2 separate regions of the Homo sapiens genome follow, and region 2 is linked to region 1. A link is a loop called in an ENCODE intact Hi-C map of the cell type or tissue named here. Cell type or tissue: heart right ventricle. All regions are shown on one strand. Each heading gives the region's core, and the rest is flanking DNA. Links, peaks and the distances in the headings are about the cores only.

Region 1 (15,363 bases), core at 4,711-12,710:
GTGGAATTCCCAAAACTACCACGAATGACAAACTTTATCGATACTATCAAGATGGATTCTGTTCAATTTCTGACGATGTATCAGCTGATTTTGAAATTCATTAGTATAGTGGTTAAAAACACAAGGAAAAGAGGATATTTAAATTTTAAAAGCAGACTTTTTAAAGAAATAAATGATATAAAGTTACATTTCAAAACTCATGGGATGTGGCCAAAACTATATGCAGAGGGAAATTAGTAAGCTCATATATTTTTAAAATAAAAAAGAATAAAAATTAAGCACGCAACTCGAGGTAAAGTATAAAGAAACATTGAAAAAGCTTATCATAAAAATAGGAGAAAAATGGCAAACCCACTGGAGTTTGTTTCATATATTTACAGGTGTTCTGGGTAAAAGTAGAGAGGGCAGGGAAGTGGCAAGTACAATATAAAAAGGAAGAAGAGTGGGCACTGTGTGTGGTAAAATAGGAAGTTTTGTTTATTTTTCCAGACAGGGCTCACTCTATCACCCAGGCTGGAGTGCAGTGGTGCAATCTTGGCTCACTGCAGCCTTGACTTCCCAGGCTCAAGTGATCCTCTCACCTCAGCCTTCCCAGTAGTTGGGACTACAGGTGAGCACCACCAGGCTTGGCTAATTTTTGTATGTTTTAGAGACAGAGGTTTGCCATGTTGCCCAGGCTGGCTCCGAACTCCTAAGCTCAAGTGATCCATCCACCTCAGCCTCCCAAAGTGCTGGGATTACAGGTGTGAGCCATTGCACCTGGCTACAAAATAGAATGTTTTGACATTATGATCTGGGAACTCAAGGGCATGTTTAAAATTCTATTCTTTCTATTTTATTTTTGCCCAAATATTTTCTTTTTTTTTTTTTTTGGAGACAGAGTCTCGCTCTGTTGCTCAGGTTAGAGTGCAGTGGCATGATCTCGGCTCAGTGCAACCTCCTCCTCCCAGGTTCAAGCGATTCTCATGCCTCTGCCTCCAGAGTAGCTGAGATTACAGGCTCCTCCCACCACAGCTAATTTCTGTATTTTTAGTAGAGATGGGGTTTCACCATGTTGGCCAGGCTGGTCTCGAACTCCTGACCTCAGGTGATCTGCCTACCTTGGCCTCCCAAAGTGCTGGGATTACAGGTGTGAGCCACTGCGCCTGGCCAGGTCAAATATTTTCAAATAATTCTTTTTTCTAAAAGCCTTCCTTATCAGATCCCAAAGTATTTCTCCAACACTTAAGTTGTCATTAAAACTCCCCTATGTACCCTCATTGTATCAACCCAGCTAACCTTCATTTTTATTTTGTTTTTTATTTGGCAACAAAGTACGTCCTGATTTTATATAGTCTAGCTTTGGGTACATTATAGAGTGAGCATATAGGACTGCATCTTTCCCTTTTTATTTATTTATTTATTTATTTATTTATTTATTTATTTATTTATTTATTTTGAGACAAGGTCTCACTTCGTTGTTCAGGCTGGAATGTAGTGGAATGATTTCAGCTCACTACATCCTCGACTTCCTGGGCTCTGGCGATCTTCCCACTCAGCCACCCTGAGTGGCTGGGACTACAGGTGTGCACCACCACACCTGGCTACTTTTTAATTTTTTTATAGAGAGAGAGAGAGTTGCTATGTTGCACAGGCTGGTCTCCAACTCCCGGGCTCAAGAAGTGTGTACACTTTGGCTTCCCAAAGTGCTGGGATTATAGGCATAAGCCACCGTGCTCAGCCCCTTCTTGTTTTTGATAGGGCTGAAACATTATCTTTTTTGTCTGTATGACACAATATTGCACCCAGAATCGAACTTAGAGCTCAACTAGTGCGACCCTATCATTACAGAGGTAAAAAATCCAACGCCCAGAGACATTAAGCTTCCAGGACTCACCTGGCAAGGTGAGGACTAGAAATGTCCATGGTGGGCCAAAGCTGCTCTGTCTCCATCATGGTTCGTAGCCGCCCATTTGCCACTTACACATATCCTTTCAAGATCCTTTCAGCCAAATTTTTCTTTAGCTTTTATTACACAAACCTTTGGCAAGCAGGGCTCCCGTCATTCAGATGATTTTTAAGTATTCTTTTAAATTTATTTCTGATGTTTAAGAATGGGCTTCTGGTAACGTTTTATGAGATCCTTCAATATTTTTTTGTGTGCCCATTTGCTAGGGAAGAAAACCTTTAAATCACTCTACTAGTGTTTCCTATTTGGGAAACTTTTTGGCAATATCTCCTGAAGCTGACTATGCACACACTCTGACCCAGCAAATTCCCCTTCTGGGATTATACCCACCATAACGAGATACTTAATGTTTACCAAATGACATGCATGAGAATGTTCATAGTGCACTATTCCTAAAAGCCCCAAACTGGAAAAAAAAACACTAAATGTCCATTAATAATACAACAGATAAGTAATCTTTTACCATACCAATAAGAATAAACATGTTACTGCTACACACAACCACATAGATGAATCTCACAAACACAGAAGAGTGTGATTCCAACCATATAAAGTTCAAAAGCAGGCAAAACTAATCTATGGTGATTTTATTAGGGTAATGGTTATGTGTGGGGATGGGGCTAGTGGCTGCAAGGAGGGCATGAACAGGAGGTCTTGGGAGCTGGTAATGATCTCTATCTTGATCTGGGTGCTGGTTACATGGGCGTTCACTTTGTGGCAATTCGTTGAGCTGCATACATAATTTGTGCTCTTTTCTGTACCCAATGAAAAGTCTGCTTAACACCAGGCTTAATTTTAGCTTTCAGTACCCCTGTTTTGTGTGAGCCTGTGTGGGGCTTGCTTCTTGATTTACTCAGGTAAGTGCTCATTCTTCAGAGGTAAATAGGAGGGAACCTTCAGGGTCCCAGACCTGGCTTGAATTCCCACCCCACCACTTGGCAAGCTTAAGGCCTTTGGAAATTACTTAGCTTCCTACTCAGTCTTCATTTCCTCAACTCCAAAAATGGGCATAATCACAGCTCACACATCTCAGGTCTGTAATGTGAGTTCAATGAGATCATTCACATAAAATTCCCAGCCTGGAGTAAGCACAATTAACTTTTTGCTATTATTTTTATTTTGTTTCCCTAAAGACTATTCTATGTTTTTATGACACAAGCAATCTTGCCATTTGGCTGCAGGCTAGACCTACAGCATGGACCTATGGCATAGGATTTGGGCTTTCCCATTCAAAGGAGATGTCACATCCCAAATGACTCATCTTCTTCAGTACTTCAAATTCATAATCATTTCATGTCAGTAAAACCAACCAAGAATTCCCCTGTGTCAGTCTCCTGTCTTCTATTCCTGGAGCTTTTAGCTCTGTTTTTTTTTTTTTTTTTTTTTTTTTCCTCTTTAAAACATCTCTAGGCTGGGTGTGGTGGCTCATGCCTGTAATCCCAGCACTTTGGGACGCCAAAGCGGGAAGATGGCTTGAGTCCAGGAGTTTGAGACCAGCCTGGGCAACGTAGCGAGACCCTGTCTCGACAAAAAGTTTAAACAGTTAGCTGGGTGGTGGCTCGCACTTGTAGTCCCAGCTACTTGGAAGGCTGAAGCAGGAGGATCACTTGAGCCCAGGAGTTCGAGGCTATAGTGAGCTATGATCTCACCACTACACTGCAGCCTAGGTGACAGAGTGAGACCCTATTTCTAAAACATAATAAAATAAAATAAAAACAAAATTTAAAAACTCTCTTTAATTCACTGCCTTCTCTGGCTCCCCTTCTGTCCCCACCATTCCCCTGCCCCACCATTAATTTTTTTTCTCATAAATACAGAAAATACTTGGTGTGCCGCAAAACTTTATTGGCCTGACTTTCCCTAAGGACCTTAGTGGGTATATTCTGCCCAGATGAGTGATTCCTTCCAGGAATGTTCTGGAATCTGCACCAAGCCAGTTAGTTGATGGTAGACTACAGAATGTTATACAGAGAGATCATGAAAGGGTGGGGGTGGGGGGACAGAGACCCTTCCTTTTATTTTATTAATGAAACTCATTCATTCAGGAAATAATTCCTAGCCTTTCCGCCTGAAGATTATTGTCATTCATTAACCCAGATTGTTAAATCTTGTTTTGTTATGTAAATCTAAAAAGGCTTTTCATTTTCAGTGCACCATAGACTCAAACAAATTAAGAGAGCTCAAAGAGAAAGTAAACTTTTTTTTTTTCAGACAGGATCTTGCTCTGTCAGCAGGCTGGAGTGCAGTGGCACAATCACGGCTCACTGCAGCCTCAGCCGCCTGGGCCCAAGTGATCTTCCTAGCTCAGCCTTCTGAGTAGCTGAAACCACATGTGCGCCACCACACCTGAGTAAATTATTTTATTTTATTTTATTTGAGATGGAGTTTCACTCTTGTCACTCAGGCTGGAGTGTAATGGCGTGATCTCGGCTCACTGCAACCTCCGCCTCCCGGGTTCAAGTGATTCTCCTGCCTCAGCCTCCTGATTACAGGGATTACAGGTGCTTGCCACCACGGCTCAGTAATTTTTGTATTTTTAGTAGAGATGGGGTTTCACCATGTTGACCAGGCTGGTCTTGAACTGCTGACCTTAGGTGATCCATCCGCCTTGGCCTCCCAAAGTGCTGGGATTACAGGCGTGAGCCACCACAACTGGCCTAAATTTTATATTTTTGTAGATACGGGTTTTGCTATGTTGCCCAGGCTCCAAACATTCTTTGAACAAGGAAGTTACAGTGATGGATTTCCATTTTTGAAGTTACTTTCTTGACTTCACATGTCCTTCAGGGGCCATCCATTTTTCTATTTATCTTCAGAGCAAAATTTAATAATAAAAAAGTCTGCATCTGATCTGCTTTCTCACCTCCTCTTCAGTGCATCTGACTCTGGATTTCTGGCTCCACAGTATCACAGGATTGTTCTCCAGGGTGTTCACGGTTTCCACGTGGCCAGACGCAATGCTCACTTTTCTGACTTTGCCGTACTTACTAGCATATTCTAGGGAGCTGAAACAGTTTCCTCTGTTGGATTTCCTGAAGTCATTGGCTGCACTTCTGGGCCTCCTCCAAGGCTCCTCCTCTTCTTTCTGACCAAGAGTCTTCCTCTTTTCTCTTCCTGCCCTCTTTCCCTTGATGTTCTCTTTAAGTGGCTTTAAGTATCTTTTTATAGGCTAATTTTAAAGTTTTTAAAATCTCCCGCCCTGACCTCTGTTATGATGCAGACCCCATGCCCATATGAGGTGTTCCACTTTGCCCATCTAATTATCTTCTAGCCACTGTTTCCTCCGGGTTCTCCTCCCCAATAAATAGCACCACCAGCCTGCACTTAGGCACCTTCAGCAAAAAACTCTAATCCTCTTTGATTCCTCTTTCTTCTGTCCCACATCTAATCCTTTCCAGTGCCAACCTAAAATGTGTGACAGAGACCAACTCTTCCAAAGCAAAGAATTTATTTGGGAATAGCAGGGGATTGCAATCCAGAATACTCATGCTATGTCAAACCATAGGCATATTCCAGGGGGGTGAGGCAGGGGGTAGCTGTTTTGTTTTGTTTGAGGCAGGGTCTCACTTTGCTGCCCAGGCTGGAGGGCAGTGGCGTGATCATGGCTCACTGCAGCCTCAACCTTCTGGGCTCAAGGGGTCTTCCCGCTTCAACCTCTTAAGTAGCTGAGACCACAGGTGTGCACAATCAGTCCCAGTGAATTTTTTTATTTTTATTTTTGTAGAGATGGGGGTCTCACTATGTTGCCCAGGCTGGTCTTGAACTTCTGGGATTACAGATGTGAGCCACCACGCCTGGCCTGGGGGAGGCTTTTAAAGACAAAAAGGAAAAGTCCACCTAAGCTGTTTTGAAACGAATACTATTGGTTACAGGGACTTGTTGTAGATGTTGGCATTAGCTAATTGGTGGAGACAATCACACCTGATAGGTGTGCACTTGTGCAGAAAGTTTATCTGGAATACTGTGGTTTTGAGGAATCCCTTGCATAGCTCCCATTATAGGCATACCTGTATGAGGGCCCCACCTTCATGGTCTCTCGGCTTCAGTTTTTTGGGTTTGACATTAGTGGCTCCATTTTGATACTGATAACTTTCACACTGATCTACCTCCAAATTATATCCAATCCACCCATTTGTCTCATTTCTAACAGGGGTTCAAGCCACCATATTTCTTTCCTAGTTGATCACAGTAGCTTCCTACTTTTACTTGTCCATGCACAATCTGTTCTCCACACAGTGGCCAAAGAGATCTGGTTGAAGCCCATGTGTTTGTCACAAAAAGTAGAAATCAGTTGTTCTTTCAGGCTCTGTCATAGGCAGTATCTGTGGTAAAATATTTGGAAAATATTTCTGAGAAATATTCTCATTTTTACCAGCAGAGGGAGATTAACTTGGTCAAGGTTATATACAAGTGTAAAAAGAATTAAACTGCTGGGCGCAGTGGCTCACGTCTGTAATCTCAGCACTTTGGGAGGCCGAGGAGGGCAGATTGCCTGAGGTCAGGAGTTTAAGACCAGCCTGGCCAACATGGTGAAACCCCATCTCTACTAAAAATACAAAAATTAGCTGGGTGTGGTGGCACATGCCTGTAGTCCCAGCTACTTGGAAGGTGGAGGGCAGGAGAATTGCTTGAACCCGGGAGGCAGAGGTTGCAGTGAGCCAAGATCGCACCACTGCACTCCAGCCTGGTGACAGAGCGGGACTCCATCTCAAAAAAAAAAAAAAAAAAAAAAAAAAAGAATTAAACTAGGCAGCGTATTCCAGCACTCAGTGTTGGGAGAACTGTGTCCAATTTTGAAATTTTATTGGTTAGTTATTGATATTTATTTTGGTATGATTTTATATGCCAAGACTGTGTAGATTTATATTTTATTCTTTTAAAACAATCTGTTTTGCCTTATTATGTTATTATTGTTATTATTCTTTGTCACTAACCTTAAAGAACACATAACAATTGGATTTGGGCAATAATGAATTGTATACTGAATGCCAACGGTTATGGGAAAAACCCTGTATTCCCCTTGTTTCAGAAAGGATTGAAGGCAGCTGGGAAAGTATAAAACGTGAAAAAGGTTGAGAGGGAGTAGGAAAATTTTTGATCAACTAGTCTTCATCTTTATCAACTTTTTAAGGGATGGCTCTCAAATATGTATTTTTAAAACAAAGAGTATTTCAGTAATATAAATATGGAACAAACAGTTGCCAATCAACTCTATCTGAATACTGAAATGGAGGGAATGGGAAATACTGCCCATGTAAGTGTTCTAGATCTTTCTCCAGCTACCTTGCTAGAGATGCCTAAGTATGTGTGAAGATGTATCCTTTCTGAAGTGCAAGAAGAAACTAGCACCAGACAGCAACCTGCAGACACTGTGCTTGTTTGTAAAAATTTTTCACAAGATTTTCCCACTCCTCTGTTGATTTTCTCACAGGGTTGATGTATCATGGACAATGGGAAAAAAATCTTGTGCAAATGTCATTCCAGCCTTGCATATTAAATTATTCATGTATTGTGATGGTAGCAAATTACTTTCTTCATCTAAGATATTTCTCTGGTTTAAAAAAAAAGACAAGAATGTTAATATTTAATGCTTTTATTACAATATTTGGGTGTTTATGAAGAAGTAAATATTTTTGAGTTATGAGAGACATAAAAATTCCATTTGTTTTTGATAACACATTTTTTTAAGGTCATTGCTTTATCAAAAGGAAAATTGGGTGACAGAGCAGATTTTTTTTTGAAGATTCACTTTCTTTTAAATTTCTACTACTAAATTATGCTTTGAAAAAAATACTATTGAAGTTGTTAGTTGTTACTATACACATGGTAAGGCTTTTTTTTTTCTGTGTCATTCAGAGGAGGCTTATTTACGCAGTGGTGCTCAGAAAAGTTATATTTTCCCATTAGATGGTTAGCTGTGGAGTGTTTTATTCTAAAGTGGCATTTTATTATGTATGTATGTATGTATTTATTTATTTATTTATTTATTCATTTATTTTTGAGACAGTGTCTTGCTCTGTCACCCAGGCTGGAGCGCAGTGGTGCGATCTTGGCTCACTGCATCCTCCGCCTCCCCGGTTCAAGTGATTCTCCTGCCTCAGCCTCCCGAGTAGCTGGGATTACAGGCATGCACCACCACACCCAGCTAATTTTTGTGTTTTTGGTAGAGACGGGGTTTCACCACGTTGGCCAGGCTGGTCTTGAACTCCTGACCTCAGGCGATCTGCTGGCCTTGGCCTCCTAAAGTGCTGGGATTACAGGCGTGAGCTACTGCGCCTGGCCTTCAGTGGCATTCTAGAATGTTCTATTGAAGTTACTATGTCAGTGCTTGGATTTCTTACTGTCTTCCCCATTAGAACGTAGTATGTAGTGAAGAATTAAAGCCAAACATAAACATTTCTAGTTTTGTTTTTGTTTTTTTCCAACTTTAATTATATAGGCTAGCTGGAAGAGTGAGTTAATTTAACTTGTTAATTTCTGAAGTGAGATTGCAACAACCCATGAAATGCTCTGGGTTTTTCTAAAAAAAAAAAAAAAAAAATCATTCCTGTGGACGTTCTACCCTCACTTCTATTATTTTTCTTATATAATGTGAATTTGTGCATCTCTTGAAAAAAAAAAAAACCTGCTGTAATTTTTTAAAGCTCTCCAGAAAGAGAGTCCATGGAAAGAAACCAAACCTGGACTGTGTTGAGTTGATAGACTTAGCAGGTGACACTGTTAAATGCTACTGGGTGAATTCTTGTGGGCCACTGATACAATTTGAGTCAAAGAGTTCTCTGACACTCTTCAGTTTCTGATTCAGGAAGTTCAGATGTATTAATAAATAACTGTATTTCTGGATTTGAAGCAAAACTGAAATAAGAGACCACAAATCTCAGGTGACTTTGGAACCTATATTAGTAATTGTTCTTACTGAAGAACTTGTCCAGAAATCTTGCAGCAGTTTCTCACTCCAGTCCTGTCCCACTCCCTACTGCCCCTCCCCACCATCTGACCTGACTTCCTCCCCTAACCAGCCACAGAACTAACAACGTTCGCTTCCCAGACTCCCTTGCAGCTACAGTACAGGTATGTGACCTAGGCTGTGCCACCCTGACCCACTCATTGGATGTGGATGACAAACTGAGGGATGTTAGGCAGTAGCTGAGTAGGTTGTCTGGATCTACTGGCAAGCCCAGCAGCACTGACCTGCTCTGGGAGCTGCTTCAGTGGCTCCACAAGTGTAGGCATCCACACTTGCGCATGCTCTGTGATGACCAGCAGGTGGCAACAGCAGCAGTGTTTCACTGTTACAGTCCTGGCTGATTGGCAGGTAAACTTATCCTCTGGCCCTCCTGGAGATTCTGAGAACTCCTTAATATCTCTTAATAAATAGGATTTGCTTAATTAATATGATGAAACTGGATTCTATTGTTTGCCTCTAAGTGCTCAGACATTGCTTTCATATCTGCTTTAACAAGGCACTGGCTGTCTTGTTTCAGTAATCTGATGTTCTTTCCCTAAATACTGATAGTGGTTAGATCTTACATGTTCTTTATCAGAATGTATGTGATACTTCAGAACTGTATATAACTAAAATTGGGGAAAACTCAGCATTTAAAAAATGAATACAGAGAAAGCTTTTTATGTCATTGTTACTTTCCATTCATGGGCTTTAATCATGACCATCCAGTTTCTGCAAACCCTACTTGTAGAAAAAAATCAGTCTGACAATGCAGGCAATAATCAGGAACTGAAATATTCATCCAGAATTCTCCAACAACATGAAATCAGAGAGTCTGGTGAGAACAGAGGCTAAGTAGAGTCAGAATGTGACAGTATCCTACCTCCTGGACTGTTGGTGTCGTCTTGGACTAGGTAACACACTTAAGAGAGGCAGAAAGTGTTATGATACAGCCAAAGAGTAGGCATGGGGGAAATCATTGTGCAGAAGATAGACTGTTTACTTCCATCCCTTTCTCATCAACATTATAGTTCACCTTGGATTTAAACATTTTGTCTATTTTTAAAATTTAGTTTTCTATGTCTCTAACGTTTTTCTAAAACACAGAAGACTATTTTGCATGGAAACTTTCATGTTGCCTGGATGCAGTGGCTCGCGCCTGTAATCCCAGCACTTTGGGAGGCTGAGGCACGAGGATTGCTTGAGCTCAGGAGTTTGAGACCACCCTGGGCAACATGGTGAAACCCTGTCTCTAAAAAAAATACAAAGATTAACCGGGCATGGTGGCATGCACTTGTAGTCCCAACTACTTGGGAGGTTGAGGTGGGAGGATGACTTGAGCCCAGGAGGTAGGGGTTGCAATGAGCCAAGATCACACCACTGCACTCCAGCCTGGTCAAGAGAGCTAGACCTTGTCTCAAACAAACAAAAACACGAATTGCCTATTTTCCCAAATTAACAACAACAACAACAACAACAACAAAACAACTTTGATGTTCAACCATTGCTAACTGAGAGTTCTAAGGTCTTTGGCTTGACACCAGTGATGACTTAACTTTTCTAGCCATATCTCCCACAGCCATTGCCACAAACCCCACTTTGTCATCCCAGCAGGCCAGCAGATGGTCTCAGGCACGTTCAGTTGCAGACAACATTGTAAGCAGACGGGGATTTAAAATAGAGTATATGGTATCTACATGATCATTGGAAAAACCTTTAGGAATAGGCCCAAGCTGAACACCCAGGCATAGCTCTCTCAGCTGGCCAAAGGAGCTGTTATCTCTGCCGCAGTCAAAGCTGGCACCCAGGTTTTGACTCCACGCCCACACTCCCTCAGCTGTGTACCTTACCAGCAAAATGATCACTACATGCCTTGCTTCCCACCTCCATGAAAGTAGGGATGGCACACTGAGACTTCAGTTACCTCAACAGTCAGACTTAGCAGCAGAAACAGCCGAAGCCGCAGGAGCATGGAAATGAGGACTTGTATCATCAGTCATGTGCATCTGCTTTGCAAATGCTAGGCCGGCTGCTGAGGCCCCTGTGTCAAAGAGTCTGGGAAATGTGGTTTCCAACTCCCAGCCTCTCATTGTGGTGCACTGGACAAGGAGGTGACTTGCCTGGGACTGTGAGAGACGGCGTGCGCCTTCATGACACACACACTCAGTATTCCCAACTCCAGACGATTCACTGTCTTCTTTATGCCCTCTTGTTGAGTTGGAATGTGTTTCATATCTGTTTTCCTCTAGCAAACGTTTACCTACCCATCCAGGCCTAGCTCACATGTCACCTGCTACGTCAAGTTTTCCCCGATACTATTAACTTCCAGCCGTTAGAGTTATGCACTTCCTAATTTAAAATGTACCTTATTCCCATTTTATTGAATTCTGTCTTCTTCCGTCCAATAGAATGCCTGATGGACAAGAAATAGATAGTTTATTTCTTTATTGCATCATTTGATCAACTAACTTACTGGCATCTCCAAAGCCAATATGGCCCAGTTCCTGTCCTCCAGGAGCACAGCTCCTAGCAGGGAAGACAAATGAGCACAATTATGGAGCGGATAAGCCATAAATAAGTGAAAAATCCACCCTCCTGGGGAGAGGATGCGAAAGACTAAAAAGTCAGAGAAGGCTTCATAAGAGAAAGTTGTCTTTGTTTTGATGTCTCTGGTGCCTAGAGTATTGTTTGGTGTGTTGAGTCCTTAATGAATGAGATGAGGCTGAAGATGAATGAACTGATTTCTGTGAATGAACTTTTGTCTCCAGTTAAAAGCTCCCTGCCAATCTTAGTGGCTGCAGATATTTTACAGCGGTCTCCTGTTAGCCTCAGTTTTTGCTTCTCGTGGTTTCAGTTACCCATGGTCAACTGAGATCTGAAAATATTAAGTAGAAAATTTTAGAAATAATAATACATAAGTTTTGAATTGTGTGCTGTTCTGAGAAGTGTGGTGAACTCTCTCACCCTCCTGCCCCATCCTGCCCAGGATGTGGTCAGCTGATCCACACTGTAGACACTGCCTGCCCGTCAGTCACAGTTATCAGATCTGTCGTGGTATCTCATCATGTAGACACTTTTTTTTTTTAATCTTACGTCCTCAGAAGAAGGGTGAATTCAGTACAATAAGATTTTTGTTGTTGTTGCTGTGTGAGACAGGGTCTTGTGTTGTCGCCCAGGCTGGAATGCCGTGGTGTGACCACAGCTCACTGCAGCCTCGAACTTCTGGGCTCAAGCTATCCTCCCACTTCAGCCTCCCGAGTAGCTGGAACCACAGGTGTGAGCCACTACATCTGGCTGATTTGTATTTTTTATTTTTTGTAGAGACAGAGTCTCCCTATGTTCCCCAGGCTGGTCTTGAACTCCTAGGCTCAAGCCATCCACCTGCCTCGGCCTCCTAAAGTGCTGAGATTGCAGGAGTGAGCCACCATGCCTGGCCACAATAAGATATTTTGAGAGAGAGAAAAAGAGAGAGGGAGACCACATCCACATAACTTTTACTATAGTATACTGTTGTCATTGTTCTGTTTTATTATTGTTAATCTCTTACTGTGCCTAATTTATAAATGAAACTTTATCGTGGATATGTATGTGTAGGAATAAATGTAGCATATGTAGGGTTTGGTACCATCTGTGGTTTTAGGCATCCACTGGAAGTCTTAGAGTGTATTCCTTGTGGATAAGGGAGAACTACTGTATTTTTTTTAACATCCTAAGAATAAAGTTTGTTTTGTTTGTTTGTTTGTTTGTTTGTTTTGAGATGGAGTCTTGCTCTGTCACCCAGGCTGGAGTGCAGTGGCGTGATCTCGGCTCACTGCAACCCCCTCCTCCCGGGTTCAAGCAATTCTTCTGCCTCAGCCTCCTGAGTACCTGGCACTACAGGTGCTCACCACCACGCCCGGCTAATTTTTGTTATTTTTAGTAGAGACAGGGTTTCACCATGTCGGTCAGGCTGGTCTCGAACTCCTGACCTCAGGTGATCCGCCCGCCTTGGCCTCCCAAAGTGCTGAGATTACAGGCGTGAGCCACCACGCCTGGCCAAGAATAAAGTCTTTAGAGTTGGTAATGTAAACTATTTCTTTTCCTGCTGTATTAAATTCATTCATTTAATAAAATAATATGAATTGCATGCCCACAGTGTATCAAACCTGGCACTGGGCACCTTGTTGCTGTAGGTTCAGTGAGCCATGGCCTCTGTATCATGGTCCAGATCATGTGTTTAGTGGGAGATTAAACAAATTAGTCATTGAACAAATCACTACAAGTAGTAGTGATATAGAAGAAAAGTATAGGTTTCGATGAAAGTGAACAATGGGAGGTCTAAATAGAGTCCAATTCAGACCTTGAAGAAATGGCAAATTAATCTGAGACCCGAAGGATGATGGGAAGAGAGTGGGTAAAAGGCCAATCCACTGGCCCTCTGTCTCTTTACACAGCAACTAAGATAACTCTTGCTTCTTCCTTTACCCACCAGCCCCTGTAATCATTTGATTGCCAAAATATCTGGTATTCAAGAAAATAAAATCCAATTTCAACACACAGGGAAACTTTTCAAAAAGTTACTCATCCCAGCTACTTGGGAGGCCGAAGCAGGGGAGGATTGCTTGAGCACAGGAGTTGGAGACTGTGGTGAACTGGGATCTGCACTCTAGCCTGGGTGACAGAGTGAGTCCCTGTCTCTGGAAAAAGAAAAAAAAAAGTTACTTACATTCATGAATAAATGTTAGGTTTATTCATAAATGTGTGGACATTTTTGTTTAGTATTTGCAAGGCGTTTCTTAAGGAAAATTTTCATAAAGGTTAGAAAATTATGGCACTATGTGACAAGAATGCTTTAAAGTTCGCCAGGCTCTTTTCCTTCCCAACCCATTTCTATGAATGTTACCTGTTGTCCCATTGTATCCATTTTCACAACAGCTGGTTTTGCATGGCACCGAGGTTGGCACTGTGCAAAGTGAAGGGCATGGAGTTGGCTCTGGCCCTCCAGGAGCTTCCAGAAATATCAGAGGGGGTGTCTGCCATGTGTAGAACACATAGCACATCAAGTACGAATTTTAAATGAACATGTTAGTTTAGGTCTGGGTAACTGATGGCAGAGCACGAACAGATTGAGGGTAGGTGCATTTTATTAGGAAACCAGGAGGAAGAAACACATTAGTTGTGGAGAAGGGAGGTAACACCGGGGAAAACCCCATCTAGACAGGGCAGGCTGAGGGGAATTAGCGATTCCTCCTTTGATCACTGTGGGAATCTTCTGAAACCTTTCTCTCGCCATGTGCATAGACCTGAGAAGAATTTGCAGGCAAGGGCTGAAAGCGGTCGTCTGCCCCAAGACTTCTTAATGATCCCCTTTGCCACTGTGATGTTTTTAGGACATTCTACACATTTTGTTTCTCTCTGAATGAAGCATTCACGTTGCCATTGAACACATCTAGTTTGGGGTGCATTCTAAGTCGAATTATACAAGAAGCTATTTGTGGCATTCAGCAGCTGCAGAAAGAAGAGGCTGGGTTTTTTTTTTTTTTTCTTTTTTGGTGTCGGGGGATGTTAAAAACAATTCAAGTAAAGCTAGAAAGTTCAGAATATAGAGTTATCCTGTTGACGAGCAGTTAGAATTGTATTAACGAAGAAGAAGAGGGAGGTTACTGAGCAAAGAAGTGAATTTTATCCTATTTTAACATGGGACATCGTGCCGGAACGAGTTCTCCATAGATGCTCTGGGATTTATTTTGATAATGAATGTAATATATTGTCTGGAGTCTGTGACCGATTCCTCTTTCCCGTGGGGTGCAGTTGGTGAGTATCTCTCTTCAGAAAGCAGTTGTAATAAGATAATTAAATTTGTCTGATTAAAAATGATTGTGCATAAACATTAAGCATGGGAAAGTGCAGGTATTTTAAAACTGCCCTCAGCAGCCTAAATGTATACTTAATTAAATATGGTTTGCTAATGAGAATTGATTGTGGCAGCTTTATTTAAACTTGTTTTATCACATAATGATTTATATGCATTGCAGCACACAAAGAGATAGGTGTTTCAGATGAGGTGATACAAGTGGATCCATCTGACTCTTCTGAGAGCTGCTATGCAATTTTCGAGAAGTTTGGAAAAACTGCTTGGCATTGGAAGACCCTGTTTATTTTCTCCCTCAGATATCTTACTTTTCAAGACAGGATCTCGCTCTATTGCCCAGGCTGGAGTGCGGTGGAGCAATCTCGGCTCACTGCAACCTTGGCTTCCTAGGCAGCTAGGATTACAGGCAGGCGTGTGCCACTGTGCTCTGCTAATTTTTGTATTTTTTGTAGAGACGGGTTTTTGCCATGTTGCCCAGGCTGGTCTTGAACTACTGGGCTCAAGTGATCTGCCCATCTTGGCTTTCTAAAGTGCTGTTATTACAGGCGTCAGCCACTTTGCCTGGCCTATTATTTTTCTTTTCCTAGTTCCAGGAAGACATCGATGTCTTCATTGTTG
Region 2 (15,363 bases), core at 3,059-11,058, 54 kb before region 1:
TAGTGATAAAGGAATGATTGCTATAAAGGCCTAATTATCTCCTTACGCTGAAACTTGTTAAGATCAAAATAAAAAGGTAACATGGAAATGATGGATGGTTCCATTTTTTTCACCCTGTCAACCAACATTGGCTAAATGCTGGCTGTGTATAAGGCATTATAAGGCAGGGGTCCCCAAACCCCAGGCTGTGGCCTATTAGGAACCAGGCGGCTCAGCAGGAGGGGAGCTGTGGGCAAGCGAGCATTGCTGCCTGAGCTTCACCTCCTGTCAGACAGGCAGCGGCATTAGATTCTCATAGGAGTGCGAACCCTGTTGTGAGCCATGCATGCCAGGGATCTAGGTTGCACACTGCTTATGAGAATCTCATGCTGCTGATGAGCTGAGGTGGAAGTTTCATCCTGAAACCACTCCCTACCCTGCTGTCCATGGAAAAATGGTCCTCCATGAAACTGGTCCCTGGTGCCAGAAAGGCTGGGGACCACTGCTGTAAGGGACAGGAAGATGACAGATGAGCTTCCTGGCCTCAGGGGCATTATAGTCTAGCACTGTGCTAACTTAAATACAGTCTGTGCACTAGCATCACTTGGGCGCTTCTAGGAGTTCAGAATTGCAGTCCCTTCCCCAGACCTGAATCACACTCTGCATTTCAATAAGATCTCCTATGATTTTAAGTGCTTAATACAATTTACAAAAAAAAAGAAAAACTGGTTGAGTAGATTAAAAAAAATAATAACCACAGTGATCACTGGAGAGGCTACAGGAAAGGTATCAAGAACAAAGGAAGTCATGATTTTTAAAAAAGTTATTTATTTGGAATTTTATTTTGATCTCAGAATAAGTTTGCCCTTGGTCTTCTTATATTAGAAGAATCTCAAAGTTGATGCTGTTTTAGGATTTCTTGTAATCTGAACTCCTTAGGTTGGGGACATTTTCTTGGTGAAAGTTGGTACAGATGTTGCATTTTTGGTTATGTACTGCTTACCAAGCCTCTGACGTCCATGTTCTGTGTCAGTGGCGGCTTCTTTACCAGCGACATCCTTTGTCCCCTTGCACCTTAGGGGACTGAGAGCAATAATCTGCCATATTGCTTCTGTATCAAGTGATCCCATGGGGACAGTGCAGCTAAGGCTTAGGATGTCAGATCTGTTCGCCCTTTTCAGGCATGAAGACTTTGAAAGGTGGGAGTTGGGCTGGTGGTGATACATATGCATAAATGTTTGTGTTGAGTCTTTCCCTTTGAGGGGAACAACACTATTAATTCCGTTGAAGGCACTGTGGCTTTTAAAGCCAGGGTTTAATGAGAAGTCAGTGCTTTTCCTTCTTTTAAGTTTTAAAGCAGTGGTAGTTGAGGGCAACCTGAAAACGGGGCCGGCGCTGATTAGGTAATTAGCTGCGTTTTGCCTTCCATGACTTCTTTCTAGAGTACAATCACTTGTTTCATTCCTTGGTGGGTGGAAAGGTGGATAAAGGAAGAAGGATTTAATGTACTATGGGGAATGTGTTTGCTGTGGTCCTGGGGGTAATACCGTTTGGTTGTTTTGTTTTTTTAATTATAAATATCTGGCTCAAAGTATTTACTTTTGATATTGAGATAAGCTTTCATTATTCGTGTGTACAAATTACCTCATAGAAAGATTTCCATTTAAGTGTACTCTTAAATTATTCACAGGAGATGACAGTTGGAAAACCTACTGTACGCTGTCCTAAGCTAAAGGTCCCTGTGGGTTGTCTGGGTGATTCATGTGGTAATCTGATGAGAGGCACACTTCACTGCTCCCAGCCCAGGCAGGGCCACTTCAGAACGTGACACCATTGAGAGTAGTCCTCTTCTGTGCTCTATGTGGTTCTCTTTGCACCTTTGTCTCTTTTCACATGCCTTCTGTTTATGCACCTCACTCCCAGCCAAACCAGCCAACCCCAGCGGCGCTTGCAATCCAGCCGTGTTTTCCCATTGATTTCTAACTTCAGGGTGCTGCCTCTCTTGTTCTCTTTGCTAGGTTTGACAGGGCAGGCAAGCTACACATGGAAATGAAAAGTCACAGTGCTCATTTGTGGCCTGTGAGGCCAAAAAACTGATGGCACTTGAAATTAGTTCCTATTTTTGGCTGGCATTTTACACAGATGGCGAGTAGAGCAATTACATGCCTGGTTGCGTTGAAAGGTTTGTCTAATCCTATATCCTGTCCTCTTTAACACTTTTTATTAAGTCTCCAACTTTCATTTATGATAAACTCCTTTTTCAGGATGCCAGTATATGCTGAAACATAAAATATTGTGTCTTATGGCAAGAACCTTCCAAATATATTCAGTCTATTCCTTTGACTCTTGGTAGAAGCATAGATAAATCTTTCCAAATTCATGGGCATTTGACTTAGGAATTCCCAAAGGAGATGATTCTAGAACTTCCTCTAGTAATTTATTCTGGTGCCTCCAGTTTTTATAGTTAAATTTTCCTTAATGTATTATGTAAATCATTTCTGAAATATATAGAGTAATATAGAGTAATTTCTTGTCCCTTTGTCAGCAGTGATGGGTAAGTGACCCTCAAATGTGGAGAACTAAGTATAAAAGATGCAATTGATCATAAACATGGTGTAAAGATCCACCTGGGGGTCATTATGCAGGGTCTGCTCCTCCAGCCATTTCAGCCATTTCAACCCTGGGGCTTCCGTCCCGCTGGTGAAGGAGGGGGGTGCTGGCCAAAGGCAGCTGCGACAAAGCCCTTCCACAGAGGCTCTGCCTTTTATTCCGTGAGCCCTCATTAACTCCCATTAAACATGTAATTTAAACAAGCCTGTTTATGTGATTCCTAAGGCCTGAAGCTCAGCAGTGGCAAAGTGGTAGGAAGGGAGCAGTTATTGGCACATGTGATGACAGCAGAAGTTCGAATTTGACAGCCTGACAGTGAGAGGGGAGGGGGCAGCCCAGCACGGTAAGGAAGGCAGATAAAATCTGTTCAGCACGTCTGTCTCACATGGGGACAAGGCAGTCTAATGTAGGTTTTCTTGGAGAAAAATAGCTACGTTAAGATGTTTTCATTACTTTGAAGATTATAGCTGAAGTTATTTTTTTTAAAAACCAATTACTGTAAAAGTAGGATTTGCAGGCGGGGAGCGGTGGGTCATGCTTGTAATCCCAGCACTTTGGGAGGCTGAGGCGGGCAGATCACCTGACATCAGGAGTTTGAGATCAGACTGGCCAACATGGCAAAACCCTGTCTCTGCTAAAAATACAAAAATTAGCCAGGCGTGGAGATGCGCGCCTGTAGTTCCAGCTACTTGGGAGGCTGAGGAAAGAGAATCGCTTAAACCCGGGAGGCGAAGGTTGCAATGAGACAAGATCGCGCCACTGCGCTCTGGCCTGAGTGACAGAGTGAGACTCTGCCTCAAAATAAATAAATAAATAAATAAATAAATAAATAAATAAATAAATAAATGTAGGGATTTTTCCACGGCAGGGTTATTGTGAAGGTTAGCAATAATATACAGGAAGCTTTTGGCACAAAGTAGCCTTGGCCCTGCTGCCAGGAGGGGCTGATTTGTATGGCTCTTGGGTTGATAATCCACATAACTAAAATGTGGGGTTCATCGTGGTTGCTAAACAAATATAGCTTGAGTGAATATAGTAGCTTCTTAAGAAGCCCACTTAGGATGTTCTAAGCTAATTAGAGTATATATCTAATATGCATAGTTAAGATCTAATTATTACCTACAAAGCTGATTTAAACCATTATATTCTCTTGATCAACAGGAACTCTGATCCAGTTGTAAAAGTAGTTAATTTATTTGACTTTCTTAGATAAATGAAGATTTAATAATCAAGGCCCAATATAACAGAAATATGGACTAGCCAGTAGACAGAGAATTGGTTATTATACAAACGTATCCCTAGGTCTTATGATTTGTGGGTGCACAGTTTCTGGAAATCTGGCAGACGTGGGCACTTACTTTGACGGAGAGTCATGAGTCTAGTCCCTGAATGGACTAGTTATCATTTTGGCTGCTTGGCAGGAAATGTTCCTTTAGCTTCTCCTGTTAACCCTTTCCTTGAAGTGTACAGGGTTGGGGGCCCTGGAGGAAAACACGCCAGTTACTAATGATACCAATTCACCTTTGCTGCTGTGTGTATGCACATTCCATGGAGGGGGAGTTGAGGAAAGCGCTCAACAGCACTTCTGGTAAATAAAAAATAGCACTTGGACCAGGCACGGTGGCTCATGTCTGTAATCCCAGCACTTTGGGAGGCCGAGGCAGACAGATCACCTGAGGTTGGGAGTTCGAGACCAGCCTGACCAACATGGAGAAACCCCGTCTCTACTAAAAATACAAAATTAGCTGGGTGTGGTGGCATATGCCTGTAATCCTAGCTACTCGGGAGGCTGAGGGAGGAGAATCACTTGAACCCGAGAGGCAGAGGTTGTGATGAGCTGAGATTGCGCCATTGCACTCCAGCCTGGGCAACAAGAGGGAAACTCCGTCTCCAAAAAAAGAAGAACACACAAGGTTTAAGCATATATATAATTTTTTATTTTTATTTATTTCTTTTGAGATAGGGTCTCACTCTATTGCCCAGGCTGGAGTGCAGTGGTGCAACCACAGCTCACTGAAGCCTCGATTTCCTGGGCTCAAGCGATCCTCCCACCTCAGCCTCCTGAGTAGCTGGGACCACAGGCAAGTACCACCATGCCTGACTTAACTTTTTTTCTTTTCTTTTTTTTTTTTTTTGCATTATTTGTAGACACAGAGTTTTGCCATGTTTCCCAGGCCGAGCTTGAACTCCTAAGCTCAAACGATTCATCTACCTTGGCCTCCCAAAGTGCTGGGATTACAGACGTAAGCCACCGTGCCCAGCCAGATATTTTTAAATTAAAAATGCAGCTGCAGGATGTAGAGAGTAGGGAGAAGAGAATTGTGTTCATTGTTTGGGTTCCATGGCTCCTTTGAGTGTGCACAGATGTGTGGCGGGGGTCTCGTGAACCAGTGAAATGGCAAACAGCATTTGGGGCATTAATGGATTTCTCTGGTGAGATGGTCTTTTTTTACTTTTCCTTTTATATTTTGAGACTCTCAAAAAGTGTTTTCTACTCAGAAAGAAGAGAGTGGATGTTTGATGTTAGCCACTGGTGTTATGCACAACTATTTTAACTTTGCCTTTATAATGGTAGTCATCTGGGTGCGGTGGCTCACGCCTGTAATCCCAGCACCTTGGGAGGCCAAGGCAGGCGGATCACAAAGTCAGGGGATCGAGACCATCCTGGCTAACACGGTGAAACCCTGTCTCTACTAAAAATACAAAAACAAAATTAGCCAGGCGTGGTGGCAGGCGCCTGTGGTCCCAGCTACTCGGGAGGCTGAGTCAGGAGAATGGTGTGAACCCGGGAGGCAGAGCTTGCATCATGCCACTGCACTCCAGCCTGGGCGACAGAGTGAGACTCTGTCTCAAAAAAAAGAAAATAAAATAATGGTAGTCAAAGTGGAGATATTATTGCAATTAATAACTGAAACAGGCCCAGAGCACTTGGTGATGTAGCAAGCATCCCTGGTAAGTGTGTGAATCTCTGATCCAAGTGGTGTCGGCTGCAGCCTGGTCCTCATTACTGACTTCTCTGTGTGACATTGGGTATGAACATACTTTCTCTGGGCCTGAGTTTTCCTATCTGAAAATCATGGAGTTTAAACTACGTGATCTCAAGGACTCTTTTAGCTTTTAAACTGAGGCTGCTTTGTAGCTTCTGCCTTAGTAATACCTGTTCTCTGTCATTATTTACATGGTGTAATATGAACTGCCTATCTTAGTAACACTTTGTAGAACTTCTGACTATCTTCTACAAGTGTTCCTGTCCCAGTAAGCTTGTAGAGCCTTCTTCTTAAAATCTCAGTGAATTGGAGTAGATGTATGATGCAAAATTCTGGTTTTAAAATTTTTAATCAGTTTATTTTCTATTGCAGTTTGTTAATTTTAATGTATCTGATCGATGCTGAGTAAAGCAAAGTGCTACAGACCTAGTTCTCTACTCGTTGCTTATTTGCCTTACCCCAAATAACGCTTGGGAGAAGGAGATGCCGACCCAAGTCTCTATGATGGAAAGTTGCAGGGACTTTTAACACCCCTAGGACCGTGGAATTGTAGTAAGTTAGCCTTGGGTGAAATGCTACACCCAAATGCATTGCAAGCTGTGGCTCTAGATAGTTTGCAGAGGAGGCTCAGGGCTAGAGCCTGCAGCTAAGTGCCACTAGCGTAGCTCTCTGATGACTCTTTGTGATAGGATGATCATTCAAGGTTGGAGAGGAATAACCCCCAGGGGCTCCCAGTGATACGGCAGAGGAGGATCCAGCCCCACACTCTGGCTGCTGGTGACAGGCAGGAGTGACAGTAACAGGTACAATGATGGCTGCGTTTCACCTTTGTTGGAAGCTGGGAGTGAATAGCCGGGTCCGTTATATTCTCTTTGGAAATATACTTCCTTAAATGATGGACATTCCTAAATCCATCTAGGAATGTTGGATGTATCTATCTATCTATCTATCTATCTATCTATCTATCTATCTACTGTATTAAGCCCCTTCTCAAAATTGTAGTTTCAGAAGTATGGTTTGATAATTCATAATCAAGTTCTTTTTCTTTATGCCCAGAAGTCTGTATTCTGCACAGACTTGCATACCCCTAGCTGCGCTAAAGTTCAGAAGTTTGAGCTGCCACTGAAGTATTGACTGTGGAGAGGCGGGGTTTTCTGTCTCCAATGAGGTGCCTTTGGTGTCGGGAAAGCCTATCGTCTTTCGCAGGAGTGCTTGCTCTGTAATCCAGGCAATAGCCACGCAGCCGGTTTTATTGTTTGCGGAGTCCTGCGGCTCTGAACGAGCGCTTCACAGACGGGAAGGAGAGCAAGTGGGCGGTTTATGATTCTGCCCTGTGCTGGGGCGAGTGAGCTGAGCTCTTTGATTTCTCCCAAGTAACCGTGTGGGTGAACTGTAAACTGGGTGCCTGGCTTGACCCTGACTCTTTTTCTCTAGGGTGAGGAGTTACTTCACCAGGGCAGCTGGCTTTCTGCCCTGGTGGGGAAAGATGCCCAGGAGAGGAGTAGGATTACAATTTGGGATGCTAGGGACACGCCAAAGAGTCGGGGTGCCTTGGCTTTGTGTTTTGCAAAGTCCTGACAAGTACTCCTGAAATGAACACGCTGCTTCATTTTTTAAATTATACTTTTATTTGTTTATTATTTTTTGGCCGTGGATATCGCGGATCTAGAAACGGAGTCCACAATGTGGCTAGGGTAAAACATTTTTCTTTTCTTTCTTAACCCCTCCTTTTCCCTTTCTTTTTAATTGGGTGACACAGAAGCCGTCTTTTTGGATAATGCGGTGCCTGACTGTCAGCGTTGTCTAAGAGGGAAACAGCAGGCTCGTGGAGAGGACCTGGGCCAACGCAAAAAACCCAGCGTTTTGTTTGCTGGGCTGTTCTTTGTCTCTAGTTGATTTTGAAAAGAAGATGAAAAAGGAAGGCTCTTCAGGTTCCTTCAGACTCCAGCCGAATACAGGTTCTCTCTCACGTGCTGTAAGTTGGATAAATTTCTCCTCCTTGTCCAGGCAGACAAAGAGGCTGTTTCGCAGTGATGGAGAGCTCTCGGTTTGTGGGCAGCAGGTGGAAGTGGATGACGAAAACTGGATATACAGAGCCCAGCCCAGAAAAGGTGACTCGATTTTTAAAAAATTTAAACATTTGAAAAAGTTTGTTATGTAGAATTCTTTGTTTCTATCACTCCCCCTTCATGATTTTTGCCCCCATTAGGAGTTTCTTTTGAAATGTTTGTTTTTGTATTGGAATTCGGCGTCATTTGTTTACATGTCTAAAATAAAAATGCTCTTCCTCAGCTTGAGCTTGTATCTTGTATCATTCAAAGAAAGATAAAGTAGCTGTTATTTGTTCTCGGCAGCCTCCCTCCCTCCATCAGAGCCACATGCTCATGTGACTTGTGAAAAGTTCAATGATAAACCACCCACCACCCTAGCTAGAGAGAATCTTCTGCCCTTATAGCAATCTGGGGCTAGAACGTGGAACTCTTGTGAAACTGCACTGAGAAAACTTCGGGAATCGTACATAGTCTTCTTGCATCCTTCTTCTAAGATTGAGGAATTACATGAATGCTTGAATTAAACCAGTGTTGGGCTGTGACATCAAGGAAAATGAACACGCAAGGGGCTTAACACTGATATGTTGGTCCCAAGGAGTTTCTGGATTTTTTTTTTCTTTCTCCTTTCCTTCTTTTAACCAGAGTTTTTAGATTTCTATCAAGTTTCTTTTCAGACTGACATTGGCTCTGTTCTCAGGATTAACATGTTTTGCCTCCAAGATGAAAAAAAATACCAGTCCTGCTGGGAGAGAGGGAAACAGTTCGATATTTCTTAACACACCCCTATTTTATATTTAGATTTTCTGAATTCTTCCTCTTAGTGTGTGTAGGGACTGAATTGTTAAGCTCTAAAATGGTTTCTCCATTCGGTGCAGTGGGCAAAGCCCAGTAGGGGAGTGCTATTTAAGTATCACAAAGGAATCAAGTCCAGACCTTCCGCGTGATTGTGTTTTCCATGTTTATCACATTCTTCCCCATGCCAAAAGAAACCTTGCTGGAGTCTTTCAGGGACCTGTGCTTCCCCCTGCTTTGGAAAGCAAAACTACTGAAACGTGAGAGAATCAACTAAGTTAAATATGTGCTTATGAGTATAGTAATTATGTCGCACAGGCTGAGCATTAATGCAGCCCTTCTTCAGAGTGAATGTGTGTGTAAACTATTTGTTCTTGTCTGTTAAACTATGGCACAAGAGGGACTAGCTAATAATCTTTGAAGATATCAGTTGTTTATTGTATCAACAAGGTGATCAACAATGAGCCACTGATTCTGAGCTTAAAAATGTGGGTTTTCAGTTCAAATGCTGTGTGATTGCCAGGCTTAGAAAAGGCATTTGTGCTTTCTGGCTGGAGTTGTATAGTTTAGTAAGTCCGTGAACTTTACTTTTCTAAATCAGGAATAAGCTGTGGTTTTGGTAAATGATTGGGTTGTAATGTTTGAAACAAAAATGTTTGGAGGGTGGATTCAGTAGTGCTGTGGTCGCAGGAGGGTATAGTTTTGATTCCTTTGGGCTTTGCCAAAGGTTGCTTTGTAGGACTTGTTTGACTTTAAGTCAACCACTGTCAAGTCTCTGTTAACGACTGTATACATGTGAGCATGAGGCTGTAGGATTTCTACTGTAGATGCTTCATCTGAATTAGCATTAAAGGAACAGAGACTGAATTTGTGTGTATTAGTTTTAGTTGGGAAATAAAGCAAATACTGTACATGTGACTTGTGGAAAATAAAGAAGTCATTGTAAAGGACAGGGGCAACTTGTGAAGGGAGGACTTGCTTACGTAGCGATACAAAAGATTGTGCCCTTTATCCCTTAACGGAATAGGGGATACAGTAGCTTCATGAAGATAAATGGAAGCATAATACAGGGTGTAAGTTTATGTGTTTTTTTTTTTAAATAATTGGGCATGAATAATATGATTTTTGACATACGGTGTCAGAAAGAATCCTTAAAAAGCTGCTTATACATCAAAATTCATGGCATTATATTCTGTTTTCGCATTTGACTTACAAAAGAAAATTGGCTTCCAACTTTGACATCTTGTCTCAGGGGAATGTTATAACAGTTGATCTTTATTCCACACAATTCCTTCCTTTGGAGAAATACAGAAGTGACATTTGTTTATGTGAGCAGATCAAAAGAGGAAAAGTCTTCAAGAAAAAATATGCAGAAATGAAGTTTTTTCTTAGAAGCATCAAATAGGCTGAAACTCTAGCAAGGATTATCAGTCAATGCTAAGAATGCCCAATGGCCACGTTAGGATTTGGTTGCAAATAAATATGCACTGGGAGACACATTGGTCTGATGGGAATGTGTAGCATCTTTTATATCTCTCTGCCCAAATCACACACAGCCTAATCCACCTTTCTTTCAGTTTATTCCGCAACCCCCCTAACTTACATTAACATTTTTTGATTTACACAGATTGCCAAAAACTCTCCCTCCTCCCCACTCTCTCGCTCTCTCTCTTTTTCTCTCTCGCTCTCTTTCTCTCTCTCTCTCTCACACACACACACACACACACACACATATACACACAACCATCATGCAGTGACAGCTAGATGTAGGGCAACTGTAGCTTAACAAGCTAGCCTCGCATCAGTTGTCCCCCTGTGGGATCTCTGGTTGGCGGGGGTCCGGTTCTGCAGCTCCTGGCGTTCTCCCTCCCCTCCAGCAGCTGCTGCCAGGCCACACTGCTTGCCTGTTCCCTGCCCGCTGTCTCCAGGTATGCTTTGCACCATTAGCCTGCTGAGCTCCTACCATCAGTGTGGATAGTGTGTTGTATGACACACATTCAATTTCTGAAACAGAAGGTCTTTTAATAGGGAATTTCTATGCTGGATTGTTATCAGGAACATCAAAATAAAGTTTTTAAGTGGTTACCCTTATGGGTATCTTTCAGTACAACAAACCCATAGCTTTATGATTTAATGTCAAGAAACTAGGGATAAAATTATAGTGCTTGATTTTCTTTTTCTTTTGAGAATCTTTTTATACGATTAGAAGCTACTAGTATGCATTTTCTGATTAGACTACTGTTCCTCAGCTTAAAAAGTAATTACAAGATACATATTGATAGGTCCAAAGCAGCCACCAGTAAGCATCTGTATGTTTTCTTTTGTATGTGTGTTTGACAGCACACTACAAGTTTCAAAATTCTCTTGAATCCCATCCCCGTTTATACTCAGAGAGGTAAGAATGAACTGGGTAACAGCAATGATCAATTCTTATATTCCTAGTATGATATGACCCACTACAGTAGTAGATGATGTTTTGACTTAATTAGCCATACAAATCAAGGGTGTGAATCAGTGTCTTCTTTATAGTAAAAAAGTGGAATGCAGTGGTAGATAAGACAATATGTAACTTTTCACGTGAAGTTGTGAGAGCATTTATTGGTGGAATCATTACTGAATACTATGTGCAGGATACAAAGAAAGATAGCACTCAGGCCCTGAAGTCATGGAGTTCATGCTTAAATGGAGAAGCAAATAAGACATCTAAAGCAGGGGGGTTAAAGAGAAAATGTAGGATAATTGTGAAAAAGTGCAACACGATGACCTAGATGAGAAGGTCCGCATAAAGGAACTTTATCTGGAACATTTTCATGTTTTGCATGGTCTTCTAACTGTTAGCATTTAACTGAACAAGATTTAATGAGTGCCTGCTGCTTTTCCAGCACTGTGGAAGGTCCTTGAGGAAAACTAATGACTAGTAGTATTTATTCTGTGCTTTCCCTTTCTTGCTCACTCAAATAAAACTAAAAGAGGTGGAATCATATGGGGTGTCCGTCTTCTCATTGAGCAGAGCTTGTTTTGTTGTATCCCCAGCTCTCCATTTAGCTGGGCAGAAGCGTGATTGATGATCCTGGTATTGGCAGGTCAGCAGATAGAGAAGGTAATTGACATGCAAAGCCTTGCTTTGAACAATGTTTCATCCTTTCCTTCTGGACTTTATCGTACAGACTAGTAATGTTACCAGCTTTGAATCATTTGAATGTCAGTGTCCTCCCTTCTCAGCCACTACAAAAATGGCCAGAGAATGACCATACTAGGCATCAAGGGTAATGAATAATCCATATACTAGATAATCAATTTTTGAGTGTGGGAGTTGGATCTATTTAAAGTAATTTCATCCCAGTTTTTCTCCTAATAAAATAGTTGCAGAAAGCAGGATCCTTGCACATAATTAGATTACTAATGACCAGATATTACAGTGGAGAAAAATGACATGAAAAACCAAAAGCAGCTAGGTCAAAAGTCAAGATCCTGTTTCCATGTAAATAGCTGTGATCTATTTCTGATAATAAAATCCTTAAATTGGTGGGACTTAGGAATAGCTTCCTGGGCCAGGCGTGGTGGCTCATGCTTGTTATCCCAACATTTTCGGAGGCCGAAGTGGGCATAACACTTGAGCCCAGGAGTTCAAGACCAGCCTGGGGAACACGACGAAACCTTGTCTCTACAAAAAAATAGAAAAAGTAGTCAAGTGTGGTGGTGTGTGCCTATAGTTCCAGCTACTCAGGAGGCTGAGGTGGGAGGATCGCTTGAGCCTGGGAGGTCGAGTCTGCAGTGAGCCGAGATCACACCACTGCATTCCAGCCTGGGTAACACAGCGAGACTAGGTCTCAAAACCAAACAAACATAAAGACTAGGTCTCAAACCAAACAAAAATCCTCCAAAAAAAAAAATAGCTTCCTTCTGGCATTAAGAAAACCTAAGAAATATTGACAAATATTGTCAAGTAGCATCACAAATTTAAGAGTGAAACAAGATCAGTAAGTTTTATTTATTCTGATGGTTACTACATATATCGGAAAAATAGCCAAAGGAAGTTTACCTTCGTGTCTTAACAAAAGAGATCAGTGAATGTCATGGTTTTGCTCTTACTTCCTACTGAAGTTGACATTCTGTGAAAGAGACACACAGTGAGTGCCACTTAATGTTTTCTCTGGTCCATTGAGACTGCCCTTTATTGACCTTTGATTATTATTATTTTTTCTTCTGAAGTTGGGACTCTGTTGTCTCACTGCCTTGTTCATTTTAATATGTCTTTATTTGCAAATTAAATTGTTGAAGTTCGATTTAAATGATATTTTATCTAGTATCCTTCCTTTTTTAGTTTAAAAACTTTGTGCATTTGTTTTGAGAAGAGGCATTTAAATTATGAAAAATATGGTTTTTTTTTAAATTATGAAAAGTATCTTAAGAGTGATAAAAAGAAGCAACTTATTGTCAGGGCTTGAGTTTGGAAGTGAGTAACCTATGTTCTTTTCCATTAAAATGTCTTTGCTAAGTTATGGAAACCTTCTTTGAAACTGATCTTTATGAACAGTTTACTTTTTATTGATTGATTGATTGATTGATTGATTGATTTTGAGACAGAGTCTTGCTCTGTCGCCCAGGCTGGAGTGCAGTGGCACAATCTTGGCTCACTGCAGCTTCTGCCTCCCGGGTTCTAGTTATTCTCCTGCCTCAGCCTCCTGGGTAGCTGGGATTACAGGCACCCGCCACCACGCCCGGCTAATTTTTATATTTTTAGTAGAGACGGGGTTTCACCATGTTGGCCAGGCTGGTCTTGAACTCCTGACCTCAGGTGATCCGCCCACCTCAGCCTCCCAAAGTGTTGGGATTACAAGCGTGAGCCACCACGCCTGGCCAACAGTTTGTTTTTAATAATTTTAAAAGATCCTGCATGTTATCTAGGGTTAATTTTTATGTCTCATGCAATTATTATAAAATATATTTCCATGTAATTTCAGGGTGTTTTGGTTTAACTATAACATGTTCTGTCAAATTAGAGGGGTTTGTTTGTTTGCTTTTTTTTTTTTTAGAAACAGGGTCTTGCTTTGTTGCCCAGGCTGGAGTGCAATGGCACAATCATAGCTCCCTGTAACCTTGAACTCCCAGGCTCAAGGGATCCTCCCCGCTCAGCCTCCTGAGTAGCTAGGACTACAGGCACAGGGTACCATGCCTTTCTAATTTTTTATTTTATTTTATTTTATTTTATTTTTGTAGAGATGGGGTCTCTCTCTTTTGCTCAGGCTGATCTTGAACATCTGGCCTCAAGTGATCCTCCTGCCTTGGCCTCCCAAAATGCTGGGATTATAAGCCTGAGCCACCATGCCCAGCCTAGAGTTTTTTTTGAAAACTACAGTATTTTCTATCAAATACTTCAGTTTAATCTCCTAAAGGTCTGCTGTATTTGCACCTAGATGTCCGTCCTCATAGAGCGTAGGCCCTCATCAGCTCTTACTTGGACTTCTAAATGATCTTCTGTCCTCTCTTGCTTTCTCCACTCTTGTTCCCCTTTGATCCATCCATGAGTCTACACTGTCTCCAGAGTGATCTTCCTAAGATACAAAAACCAGCTGGGACCAGTGGCTCAAGCCTATAATCCCAGCACCTGGGGAGGCCGAGGTGGGAGGAACATTTGAACTCAGGGGTTCATGACCAGCCTGGCCAACATGGTGAAACCCTGTCTCTACTAAAAATACAAAAATTACTCGGGTTTAGTGCGGCATACCTGTAATCCCAGCTACTTGGGAGGCTGAGGCAGGAGAATCGCTTGAACCCAGGAGGCGGAGGTTGCAGTGAGCCGAGATCTCACCACTTCACTCCAGCCTGGGTGACAGAGCAAGACTCTGTCTCAGAAAAACAAGAAACAGAAAAACCCACAAAAACAACTGGATCACCTTTCTGTAGCTCCCCATTGCCTACAGAATGGAGCTTACATCACTTTACATGGCGTGAAACTTTACGGGATCTGCCTCCGTCCTCTCCCCTGCAGAACTAGCATACAGACTCATTGCTTTTTCACAACTCCAGAAACTGGCACCTCCCGTTCCCTCTTATTCCCTGTGCCAGGGTGCTCGAGTCGCCTCCCCTGCCTGTTGACCTCCTACTTATCCTTCTAGACTCGCTTTAAAACTCTGTGAAGTCTTCTCTAACATCCTCAGGCAGAGCTGATGGCTCTTGTCTCTATGTTATTTCTCTGCCTTCTTCATTCCTCTCTAATCGTGTTTATCATACACTGGCTTATGCTTACTTGTTTACTTGTCTGTGTCTTGAACTAGCCGTGACCTGTTTTAGGATGGAGACTCAATCTTATTTTTTTTTTTTTTATCCCCAAGGCTAAGTGCTCAATAAATGGTTGCTGAATGGGTAAACTTAACACATCTGGGACTCGATTAAATGGTGCTTTGTGCACAGGCTAATGTGCTAAGCAAATACTTTCTGAATTTGGCTTAGTCTGGCCAGTTTTTGTATTTTTAGTAGAGACGGGTTTCACCATGTTGGCCAGGTTGGTCTTGAACTCCTGGCCTCAAGTGATCCACCTGCCTCGGCTTCCCAAAGTGCTCGGATTACAGGCTTGGCTTGAGCCACTGCCTGTAATCCCTGTTTTGGGAAGATCACTCTAAAAACAGTGATGGATCAAAGGGGAACAAGGATGGATCAAAGGGGAACAAGGATGGATCAAAGGGGAACAAGAGTGGAGACAGCAAGAGAGGACAGAAGACCATTCAGAAGTCCAAGTTATAGGTAGCACTGTATGCTTATTCCCAGTGCTCTCAACTCTGGACTTTTTTGAGTGTAATAAAAGAGAGGGTTCTGTTTGTGGAAACATAATTTCGATGGCATACTTTTGGTGTTTTCTGTTGCTTCACACAAACTATGCATGTATCAAGCTCTTTGGATAAAAAAAAAATTTGATCAGGGCTGTTTTGACCAATTAGTAAAGT

What was found. Peaks named below come from ENCODE experiments on the same cell type or tissue, not always from the same donor. Only the 100,000 strongest peaks of a DNase experiment are listed, where the experiment ranks them.
Region 2: a loop joins it to region 1, with 4 times the contacts of the local background. A loop is called at or near these places in 10 of 110 quality-filtered maps.

The regions. Positions count from the first base shown.
Region 1 is chr6:138,511,603-138,526,965 of GRCh38, reverse strand. It overlaps a transcript of NHSL1 not described here. Among named protein-coding and RNA genes, the nearest start is that of NHSL1, 20 kb to the right of the region's middle. RefSeq lists an enhancer at 8,781-8,950. In heart right ventricle, for the core only: CTCF peaks have their summits at 6,325 (motif pointing right) and 9,189 (motif pointing right); a DNase peak (open chromatin) is centred at 9,150; H3K27ac peaks cover 217 bases.
Region 2 is chr6:138,564,034-138,579,396 of GRCh38, reverse strand. It overlaps a transcript of NHSL1 not described here. Among named protein-coding and RNA genes, the nearest start is that of NHSL1, 72 kb to the right of the region's middle. RefSeq lists enhancers at 2,215-2,715, 6,494-7,250. In heart right ventricle, for the core only: no CTCF peak of the experiment used is centred there; a DNase peak (open chromatin) is centred at 6,906; H3K4me3 peaks cover 3,225 bases; H3K27ac peaks cover 2,924 bases.